2 separate regions of the Homo sapiens genome follow, and region 2 is linked to region 1. Evidence: chromatin loops called from intact Hi-C (ENCODE). Cell type or tissue: PC-3. All regions are shown on one strand. Region 1 overlaps LEKR1 (leucine, glutamate and lysine rich 1). Region 2 has its middle 15 kb from the start of LINC02029.

Region 1 (5,000 bases):
TTTCCAAACATAAATTTAATCACAGATAACTTTTTCAATAATATTTCTTAGGAATCCCTTGGAACACACCTTGAAGAGCAATGCTTTATTTTTTAGTATTAATTTTATAATTATTGTATGTGATCACTTTTATTTAAAGTGTTGTTCACTTCAATAGGGTATCAGAAAGTATCAGCAAAAGAAGGAAAGTCAAATGGATAACAGGTACCCCATCTAAAAAGAGACATTACTCTTTTCCTGGTGAGTCCCAAAGAGGCTTTATCTGTCCAGAGGAGCTATCCCTTTCAGAGGATACTCCTGACCAAGATGAAGTCTGCTCCATTAAAGACTTCCTTCTCCTACACACTGTTTCAGGTGATTGCTTTTGGCACTTGCCCATAAACTTTCTTCATCATCAAACTGCTTTCCAACTCCTGACCCTTCACTTCAGCCTCTAAGTTCACCCTTGGCCCACTGCTTTAGAATTGGGAGACTCTTCAGCAAGCCAATGTGTCCCATCCTGTTCCCAACTTGGAAGGGGTAGTTGGGCCATGTCCATTACCCCAAGGCCAATTTTCTGCCCCAGATCTAGATAGTTTCTTTGACTATGGGAGAAGATAGACAGTCCTACACCTGGAGATGCTATATTATGCTATTTTTGCATTGCTGAGGCTGAGTAATTTATAAAGAAAAGAGGTTTAATTGGTTCACAGTTCTACAGGCTGTAAGAGCATGGTTTCAGCATCTACTTCTGGTAAGGGCATCAAGAAACTTACAGTCAAGGCGAAAGCAAAGGGGGAGCAGGCATCTCATATGGCAAGAGCAGAGGCAAGGGGGAGGGATGCCACACACTTTTAAACAATTAGATCAGAAGAACTCACTTACTGTGGTGAGGACAGAATCAACTCAGTCATGAGGGATCTACCCCCATGACCTAAATATCTCCCACCAGGCCCCACCTCCAACACTGGGAATTACATTTCAACATGAGGTTTGCAGAGGACAAACATCTAAACTATATCAGATGCTATTCCTATAATCTGAGTGTAGCTGAATGCTATTATTTTTCTTGTAAAATATAAATAAGGCTAATATACACAGATACAACCAAATAATTAACAGTGTTCCGTCACATCACAACTCCTTACATCGTGAAATCTAAAAAGTCTGACTTATCTGACCTCCAGATATCTGCTAAGTAGCCCACATGATGAACTTCAAGAATCATGAATAAAAATCTCACCCAAGAAGTCCTCCCCAATGCCATTCCTCCACCAAAAACTTGAAGATAGAGACTGTTATTTCTTTTACATTTCTTCAAAATACACTCTCCAAAATACAGAACCTGAAGCCTCCCTTGACAGCCAAGGCATAATCAGAATTCCAGAGCCCCTCAAGAACAGAGATTTTCCTATATATCCTGACCTTACAAGGCTCCAGTATTCCACAAAGGGCTCTATTGAGAAACATGCCAGATAACGATCTTTTGAAAGTTTTTGGATGACTCCTTCATTGCAAACAGGAAGTTATCATGAGTAGGCCTGAGGCCTACAAACAAGCTGACCACCAAACTGTGCTAAATTTTAGCCATAATTCACTCCTCTCAGAGTCTCATCTTAGTCATGCACATATTCATTCATCAAAGAACTCCAGTTAATAAGAAGATTGATTGGTCAGTCAACCACCACCAAGGGTAAGTACTGTAACAACAGGTATGCACAAAATTTTATGCATGCACAAGAGGAGGACTCAGTCAAGGAAGTTGAATGGTAAAGAATGAGTTATGGTCAGTGTGAGGCAGAGGAGGGTATAATGAGCAGGAAATTTCAAAAGGGCATTAAGCCAAAGCACAGTAGCTTAAAAGAAGATGGCATATTCTGGTTAATTCTTAGTTGCTCACCTATAAAGACAAAAATCAAAGGCAAACTAGAGATAATATATGCCATGTTATGGAATTTGCATTTTTTCCTCAGTGTTATGGGTCCCTTGGAGGATTTAAAGCAAGAATTATGTTTTCATTTTAAGAAACTCAATCTACCAGAATTTACCCAAGAAAATTGCCCCGAGAATTTCGTCCAGGAATAGTTGTATCACTTGAGCCCATCCCATCTATCAATCTGTCCTCCCATTGAGTCCTCTCCTTCAGAATCTTGTCTCTTCAACTCACAGATGCTCTCATTGATATATAACATCAATTATCTACGCTTAGTCTGGTGGCGTCTATTCTATCTTACACCTATTGCCATATGATTCCCCCGCTTAGAGACCTCCTACCCACCTGCCTTTCTTCTTCTTATCCCCTCTCCCCGATTGTTGGGACCAATCCTGACTTCAGGCCTGAATTCAAAAACCCCTGTCCAACTCTGGATCAATTTATTCTTGTTGCTGATTTTTTTTTTTGGTAGCGGGGCGGGGGGCTACCTTTAATAGTAGGCTTATAACTTGGTTTCTTGTAATCTTGTCTTTTATTGGTAACACCAGATCTCTAATATTCTCTTTTCATGCCACGAGTACAGTCTTGCAATTCAATTTCTCTGTCCCTGGCTAAGTGATCAGACATTTGGATTCCTCAAAATGAACCCTGCCATCTGTTGGGACAATTTATTATTACCTCACCTTGAACTTTTCTTGTTAACTACTCATCCAGAAGCATCAAATCTCTTGGAGATTTGAGAGGTATGTTGTGGGGGGAATGGTGGTGGAAGTCTATACCTATATAGTACTTAAGGCTTCAGCTGTTTTCCTCAACACCTGTCCTAGCCAAAGGATGGTTATAACTCCAGGGCCCAGTCCCTTCAAGTAAGCTATGTACCTGTCACAAGAAACTGAACCACATTCAGTTGAGTTATGGGAAGTGACAACTATAATTAATTTGAACTGTTCTCTCAGATAATAACACTGCCCCTCAGATTAATCTTCACTGATACCTTCCATTGCATATCATAAAACAATAACCTTATATTTCTCCCTTACTAACTCTTTAAGTCCTTACTTCCCTCATCCAGATTAAAAAGATTAATAAGCCCTTCAATTCCTCCACTCCTAGAAACTAGACAGTATTGAACCTATTCTGAAGTACTAATAATTTATTACCTATGGAATGATATAACCCCAAAAGGCAAATGCACATGCTTTTTTCTTACCCTTATGCAACTTTGGGTTGTATTTTCCAGAATTAAATTCTTCTGAAATGTAACAGTATAAACAAACACAAAGATGCTTTTCTAGTTTCCCATAAATTCTTCAGTTCTCTTTGTTAAAAAGAAGCATGGCAGCTCTGCACAGTGCCTCACGCCTGTAATCCCAGCACTTTGGGAGGCCGAGGCAGGCAGATCACCTGAGGTCAGGAGTTTTGAGACCAGCCTGGCCAACATGGCAAAACCCCATCTCTACTAAAAATACAAAAAAAAAAAAAAAATTAGCCGGCCATGGTGGTGCACACCTGTAATCCCAGCTACTCGGGAGGCTGAGGCAGGAGAATCACTTGAACCCAGGAGGCAGAGGTTGCAGTGAGCCGAGATCATGCCACTGCACTCCAGCCTGGGCGACAGAGTGAGACTCCATCTCAAAAAAAAAAAAAAAAAGGATAACTTTTAGAAAAAAAACAACTGGCCACATCCAAGGTTGCTGCCTCTTTTCTCATCTGTGGCCTGTCAAAATAATGCTGCTTAAGCATTACTTTGGGGTAAGCTGATCACACTGATCTCAATTACCAACACAGAGAGGTCTCAGTTGTCTGGTAAATATAAAGTTACATTAAACTTACTGATTCCAAATACAATGACAGGGAATTTCTGATAGTTGGAACAAAAGGCTAGGCTGAAGTCTGCATGCATTTTTACATTGGAAATATTAATATAATTTCTGTTTACCAACTTCAGAAAAATATATAATGTGAATTATTCATATTTAGAAATAATTAAAAATTATAGCATTAGGTTTGGGGGTTTATTAAAGCAAATTCACAAAGTAGTAAATCACATAATAATTTGTTGTCTTGGTTTTATCAATTATACGTACTTAAATGAATTAATATTTTATCATTTAGATATTTACTGATTTAGATTGCTCTTAGGAAACCACTCTGAATTGTGAAGCTATACAATACATATTGAGTTGATTATAACTTCTCAGATTTCATTTCTCTTTATTTTGGCATTTAAATAAATGAGTTAGTTCAGACTGTTACTTTATATGCTATTTTATTGATATTAAAATGTTTTTCAAAATAACATTTTCCTAAAGTTAAGAAAACTTTTATACAAATAATAACAATAATAAAACAAAACAAAAATAAAACTCTATTGAGCATTGAGCATTTACCAAGTGCCAGGCATTGCACTTAATAATTTACATGAGCTATCATATTTAAACATCACAATTTTGCTATTAGGTAGATCCATCTCAACATCATTTGACAGATGAGGAAATGGAGAGGCAGAGATGCAAGCAAGCCAAACAAACAAGGCGACAAAACAAGCAAGTGCCCAAGCTGAGATTTGAACTCAGGCAGCCTGACACTTACTTGCTACTAATACGTTATGTAGTTGGACTATCCTTTGCTCTGATTTTTTACCTTTTGATTATTTCTTTGCATATCATTTTAAAAGATAGATTTTTACTTGTACACTGTACTTTGAATTCCGCCTTGATTTAAAAGATGCTTAAGAGGGATTCATAGGAATTGAGGAGTGGGGAATGACATTACCAAGAAAAAGAAGTTAGTAGCAGCTAAAAACCACAAATGTTATGGACATGAAGAAAAGTTAAGCAGGAGATTAACTTTACACATATTCCCAAATATATGTTTTTTTTAAGTCTCTTCTTACAAAACCCAGGGGTTCACAGAGGAAAAGAGTTAGGTGGTAATTCTTACAAACATTTGTTTTCATGGGCATAAAATGTTTTCAGAATCAACCCCAGTTAGTTTCTCTATTTCAGCATGGTAAAGAGTTGGCATGTTTCTCTTTTCCTTCTGAGAGAGAAATCCAAATGCTTGCCAGACCACTTAATATTCTAGC
Region 2 (5,000 bases), 180 kb before region 1:
ATATATGCACTAAAAATGAGTTTTTCTAAAACCAAATTGTGATTCATGTGAATTACTAACGACTGAACCAAATACAGCAGCTTATTTAGTTCTGGCCTCAGGAGAAATCTTTTTTTTTGAAACAGGGTCTTGCTCTGTCACCCAGACTGGAGTGCAGTGGCACAATCATGGCTCACTGCACCCTCGACCTCCTGGGCTCAGGCAATGCTCCCACCTCAGGCGATTCTCCCACCTTAGCCTCCGGAGTAGCTGAGACAACAGGCGTGCGCCACCACACCAGGCTAATTGTTTTATTTTTTGTGGAGATGGGGTCTCACTATATTGCCAGTGGTCCCAAATCCCTGGTCTCAAACAGTCCTCTCACCTCAGCCTCCCAAAGTGTTGGGATTACAGGCATGAGCTACCACTCTCTGCAGGAGAAACTTGTAATTTACTTTTAGGTGAAAAGTCTCTTCTCCACTAAATACTGCATAAAAATGGCAAGATTCTCTACTGAATATTAATGTGACCGTAGCAAACAAAGGAAGAGACTATAAAAGTCTGAAATGTAAATATGTGGCCCACTATTCCAAAATAGTAAATGTAACAAAAGGAAGAAAGTCAGCCTCCTCCACCCTAGTGCACCAGGCGGCCTAGGGCAAGCCACAGAAGTCAGCCCCTTACTTCCTTTCCCACCATCCCACCAGGCAGCATCTCTGCCTTTGCTCACATTCTTCCCTGAGTCTTCAGAGCTCCCCGTCCTGCTTCACCTGTGTGAGGTTTCCTCATCCCTGCAGCCCCCACAGCTCACATCTATTTTTTTCTGAAAACTTTGCATAGCCTGCCTGCCCTCTGGGCCGGCTGGAGGTCATCTCTGCTTCTCAGGTTCCCAGCCCCTTGTATGCTGTGACAGCACTCGCCACCCGCTCCTGATATGGCATTGCATGGTTGGTACGCACTTGTCTGTCTCTGTCACTGGACTTAAGTTTCTGGAAGGCCGAGACGCTCTCTGTCATCATTCCCATGGCCCTTACACAGGTTAGACATCCAATACATTTTTATGAAATTTAAATGAATTGAAGAAGGATGACAATTTTCCTATCCAGATGTGTATCTCTACCACAGATTATTGGAACAGACTGTAGTGCGAAAGTGGCAGTGACTTAGTCAATGTAGCCAGTGATTCTGAACGTTGGCACCATTGACATTTGGGCTGGATAATTCTTGGTTGTGGGGGGCTGTCCTGTGCCCTGCTGGATGTTGAGCAGCATCCTTGGCCTCTCCCCAATGGATGCCAGTAGCACTCCTCCTCCTCCTCTTCCTCCCAAGTTATGATATCAAAAACACTGGCAGTATCCCCAGTCATTGACAATGTCTCCTGAACTACCCCTGGTTGAGAACCACTGATGCAGGTGATTCCCAAAGGAGGCTGAGAGAAAGTACCAGACATGATGCTCAGTGATGTCCTACACAGTGTCCTGACTCCTAGAGTCACCGTCATTTTAACACAACAGTGCACAGCAGCCACTTACACCTCTGGCCAAATATTTCTCCCTGACAGGCTATCACAGTGCACGCTAGTCAAACACTGGAATTTTCTTTTCTTTTTTTCTTTTTTGAGATGGAGTCTCACTCTGTCTCCCAGGCTGGAGTGCATGGCAAGATCTTGGCTCACTACAACCTCTGCCTCCTGGGTTCAAGCAATTCTCCTGCCTCAGCCTCTTGAGTAGCTAGGACTACAGGCATGTACCATCATGCCCAGTTAATTTTTGTGTTTTTAGTAGAGATGGGGTTTCATCATGTTGGCCAGGCTGGTCTCGAACTCCTGTCCTCAAGAGATCCACCCATCTCGGCCTCCCAAAGTGCTGGGACTACCGGAGTGAGCTACCACGCCCAGCCCAAATGCTGGAATTTTCTTAAAGGAGGTGGGGAAGGAAGGAACTGAATAAGGCCTCATCCCCTTTGAAATATAAATACCTTTGTTTAGGAGGTTGTGGTCTTGGAGCACAACAGCTACTAACAGGTGCCTGGGGTCATGCCGGGAAACCACAAGGGCAAAAAGTAACAACAACAGCTGATTTGAGAGACATATTTTTCCTTAGAAGGTATACAGGGCCATCACTGCTTGAAATATTCACACATACAAATTCAAGGAAGGGGCACACCTATTTGGCACGAGCCCTGTGGCTGTGGTTAGAGAAGATTTGAATATTTTGAGTGTGCAGGAAGGTGAACTTCATGTATCTTTACCTTAGCTTCCTTAGGCTGGGGCTATCTGTCAGCTACAGAGCAGCCCACAGGCAGGCGGAGCTGTGATGAAGCACATTTGTTCAAACACAGCAAATGGTGTTTGAAAAAACCACCACTCTTGCTTTTTTATGAAGCTATTACACTCTGTCATGTCAGGGAGCTGAGCCCAAGTGATGCCCAAGTGGCCATGATAGACTCACACTACAGGGCCTGGGAGAGCAGTGGGATTGTTTTTTTTCCTCGTTGAGGCAGTAAAAGATTGATTTTTGAGGCAGTGACTGAGGCATTATGCATTAATGACTACGCAGGGATTTTCATTCACATATCACGCACTGACAGTGGAAACTGAAGCTGCTGTGTAAGGTGCTGGCTCAATGCCCTTCCATGACTCCTTCCTCATCACGTCATTTGCCTGCCGAGATGCCGGGGCCTTCCGAATCATGGGGTCGATTGAGTAAAGGGCCCATGGTTTGGTGCAGGGCATCTCAAGCCAACACACGAGAATAACTGATGCAGCTGCTGAGATGAGAAGGTCTGCCGCAATGCTAATAACTCCACCTGGCTGCTCTCACATTTGACTTCTTGTATTCAGATTTGGAGAGACAGCTGGGAGCCTCTGATGAGAAAATAAAAAATTTACAACAATAAGCAAGCTGTCCTCTGACACCAGGAGAGGAACTCGCTTCAGCCCTGGCAAGAATTGCAGCTGGACTTTGTGAGGCACTGTTTCATCAGATGCCAAACATCATAGCAAGGGCAAGAATGACAAGAATTACAGTTTCTGCCCTGATGCACAGGTACTGATGGAAGAGATATTTCTGTGTTGATTTTGCACTTCTCAGGGCAAATCTGCAAAATAGATATCAAAGGAGATGTGGGCACTGGGCAAGGAGCCACACCAATCAACCATATAGAGCAGTCTGGAGGAGTCTCTCCCCATCTCCAACCCTCAGTTTTTCCCACCTGTTAAACACAGGCCACAATGTCTGTGCAGCCACCTCGCAGTGCAGTTAAAAGAACCGGTTTAAACAGTGTTTCTTAGCTTAGAGTCAATGGCTGAACAGGTTGCAGAGGGGCTGTAAAATCCTGAAATTTGCATGAAGCAATTTTTCCATATATGTCCATGTGCATCTTTTTGAGGAGGGGTTTGTCGCTTTCACTATATTCTTAAGAATATAGTCACTCTTAAGAGGTTAAGGGCCACTGTTCTAGGTAATGTGTGAAGGTGATGTATGTGTCCTGTAATTGAGCTATTATCAGCAAGCTTTTTGAGGAAAAAGGGACACAGAGGAGCACTTATTATGTGTTAGGGACTGTGCAGGACACACAGAGAATAGAAAAAAAAATGACCCTGGCCTTCTGGAGCATATGATAGACTTTAGATATGAGCCCAAAACAGATTAAAAGTTAAAAGGAAAAGCTAAGTGTAGGCAACACAGGTGAAAGGTCAGAAGAATGTAAGTGCCCCATAGAAGGAGAGAAATGGACTTCCAGCTACAGTGGGTTTAGGGATGGACACAGAGCGAGGGTGGGATTGAGTACAGGGAAAGGCAGGCAAGAGCATCTGTGGAAGAGGGATGGCCGGTGCAGCAGAGCTTGCATGCTGAGTTGACACGCTCCATGCCAGAGACCCTTAGATTGGGACTAAGTGTCACCGAAGAGAAGGCTGCGTTCAACAGATAGTTCTCAGGGTGACAGTTCATCCCAGGTGCCCTCAGACCCACATGACCTGCTCTTGGTCCTTCAGCCTCCGCTCTGCAGATGGGGCTGAGGGGCCCACCCAGAGAAGCCCTGTGGGGGAGAACAGAGCCTGCCCAGGACAGATATTCTCCTCCTTAGGAGCAAGTCCTCTTGACCCCCATGTTCCAAGCAGGAAGCTTTTCACATGTAGACTTTCTTCCTGCTGTGATGCACAAAAGCAGCCTCTTGCCAGTTAACAAAGTCTGCTGGAGCCTCCTGGGGCCATGCCTAGCACATCGTTACCCGAAGCAGACTAGGCAAACAAAGCCCTAGAAAATGAGAAAAAATGGAAATGATTTGATATTTTAGAAAAAAATATTGAAGTGTTTATCGTGGGGAAAACTGGAACCCTGTTAATATTTTTACTAGTATTGTATGGCATGGCAGTTTCTAAATTCTGCATGTGGTGGGGCCACTGTAACTCTTTCTGGGCAGAGTACTCTGTGATGATTCTACTCAGACCCTGGCTCCACAGACTGGCAAGGCCGCCCCTTCCCAAATCAGCAAGTGTCCTGGACCAAATGGTCATTTCTCCACTCCTCTGGGACTCTGAAAGAGCATTCTCCAGAGCTCTTGGGATCTTGCCTTGGCTCTGTGGATGTAAAGATCCCAAAGTCTTTCTAGAATGTACTCTTGAAGACTGAGTTGACTCTGGAGATCAGTGTAGGATCACTGTCCCCACTTTGCAGCCCCAAACCCACTTCCCAAGGGAGTAATTCATTACCTGCAGTCCTGATTACTCAAAGGAAATGTCTAATGACGTCTGCTCTGCAGTACCCAAGGACCTGAGACCAGGACTCCTGGCCTCTTTTCAGAAAGAGTGGAGTCTGCCATTTCCTGACCACCGCCCTGTCCTCAAGGGCAGCTCATCTCCCGTGTTACATTCCTGCATGAACCCCCGCCCTGATCCTGTGACTTGTCATGTGCCACAGTGCCATGAGATTTGTGTTACTTTGCTTCTGTTCCTGAAAGTTATCAGTTCCCCTTTTCTTCCTATCACTGCCTGGCTGAATGATGAGGGTGCCTGAGGG

What was found. A loop is a pair of places that touch in the nucleus more often than their neighbours do. Peaks named below come from ENCODE experiments on the same cell type or tissue, not always from the same donor. Only the 100,000 strongest peaks of a DNase experiment are listed, where the experiment ranks them.
Region 2: a loop joins it to region 1, with 4 times the contacts of the local background. A loop is called at or near these places in 3 of 110 quality-filtered maps.

The regions. Positions count from the first base shown.
Region 1 is chr3:156,889,424-156,894,423 of GRCh38, reverse strand. All of the region lies in intron 3 of LEKR1 (leucine, glutamate and lysine rich 1), which reads right to left. Among named protein-coding and RNA genes, the nearest start is that of LEKR1, 66 kb to the right of the region's middle. In PC-3, a CTCF peak has its summit at 2,580 (motif pointing left); a DNase peak (open chromatin) is centred at 1,563; H3K27ac peaks cover 2,760 bases.
Region 2 is chr3:157,064,464-157,069,463 of GRCh38, reverse strand. No RefSeq gene overlaps it. Among named protein-coding and RNA genes, the nearest start is that of LINC02029, 15 kb to the left of the region's middle. RefSeq lists an enhancer at 4,690-4,819. In PC-3, no CTCF peak of the experiment used is centred here; a DNase peak (open chromatin) is centred at 2,553; H3K27ac peaks cover 1,885 bases.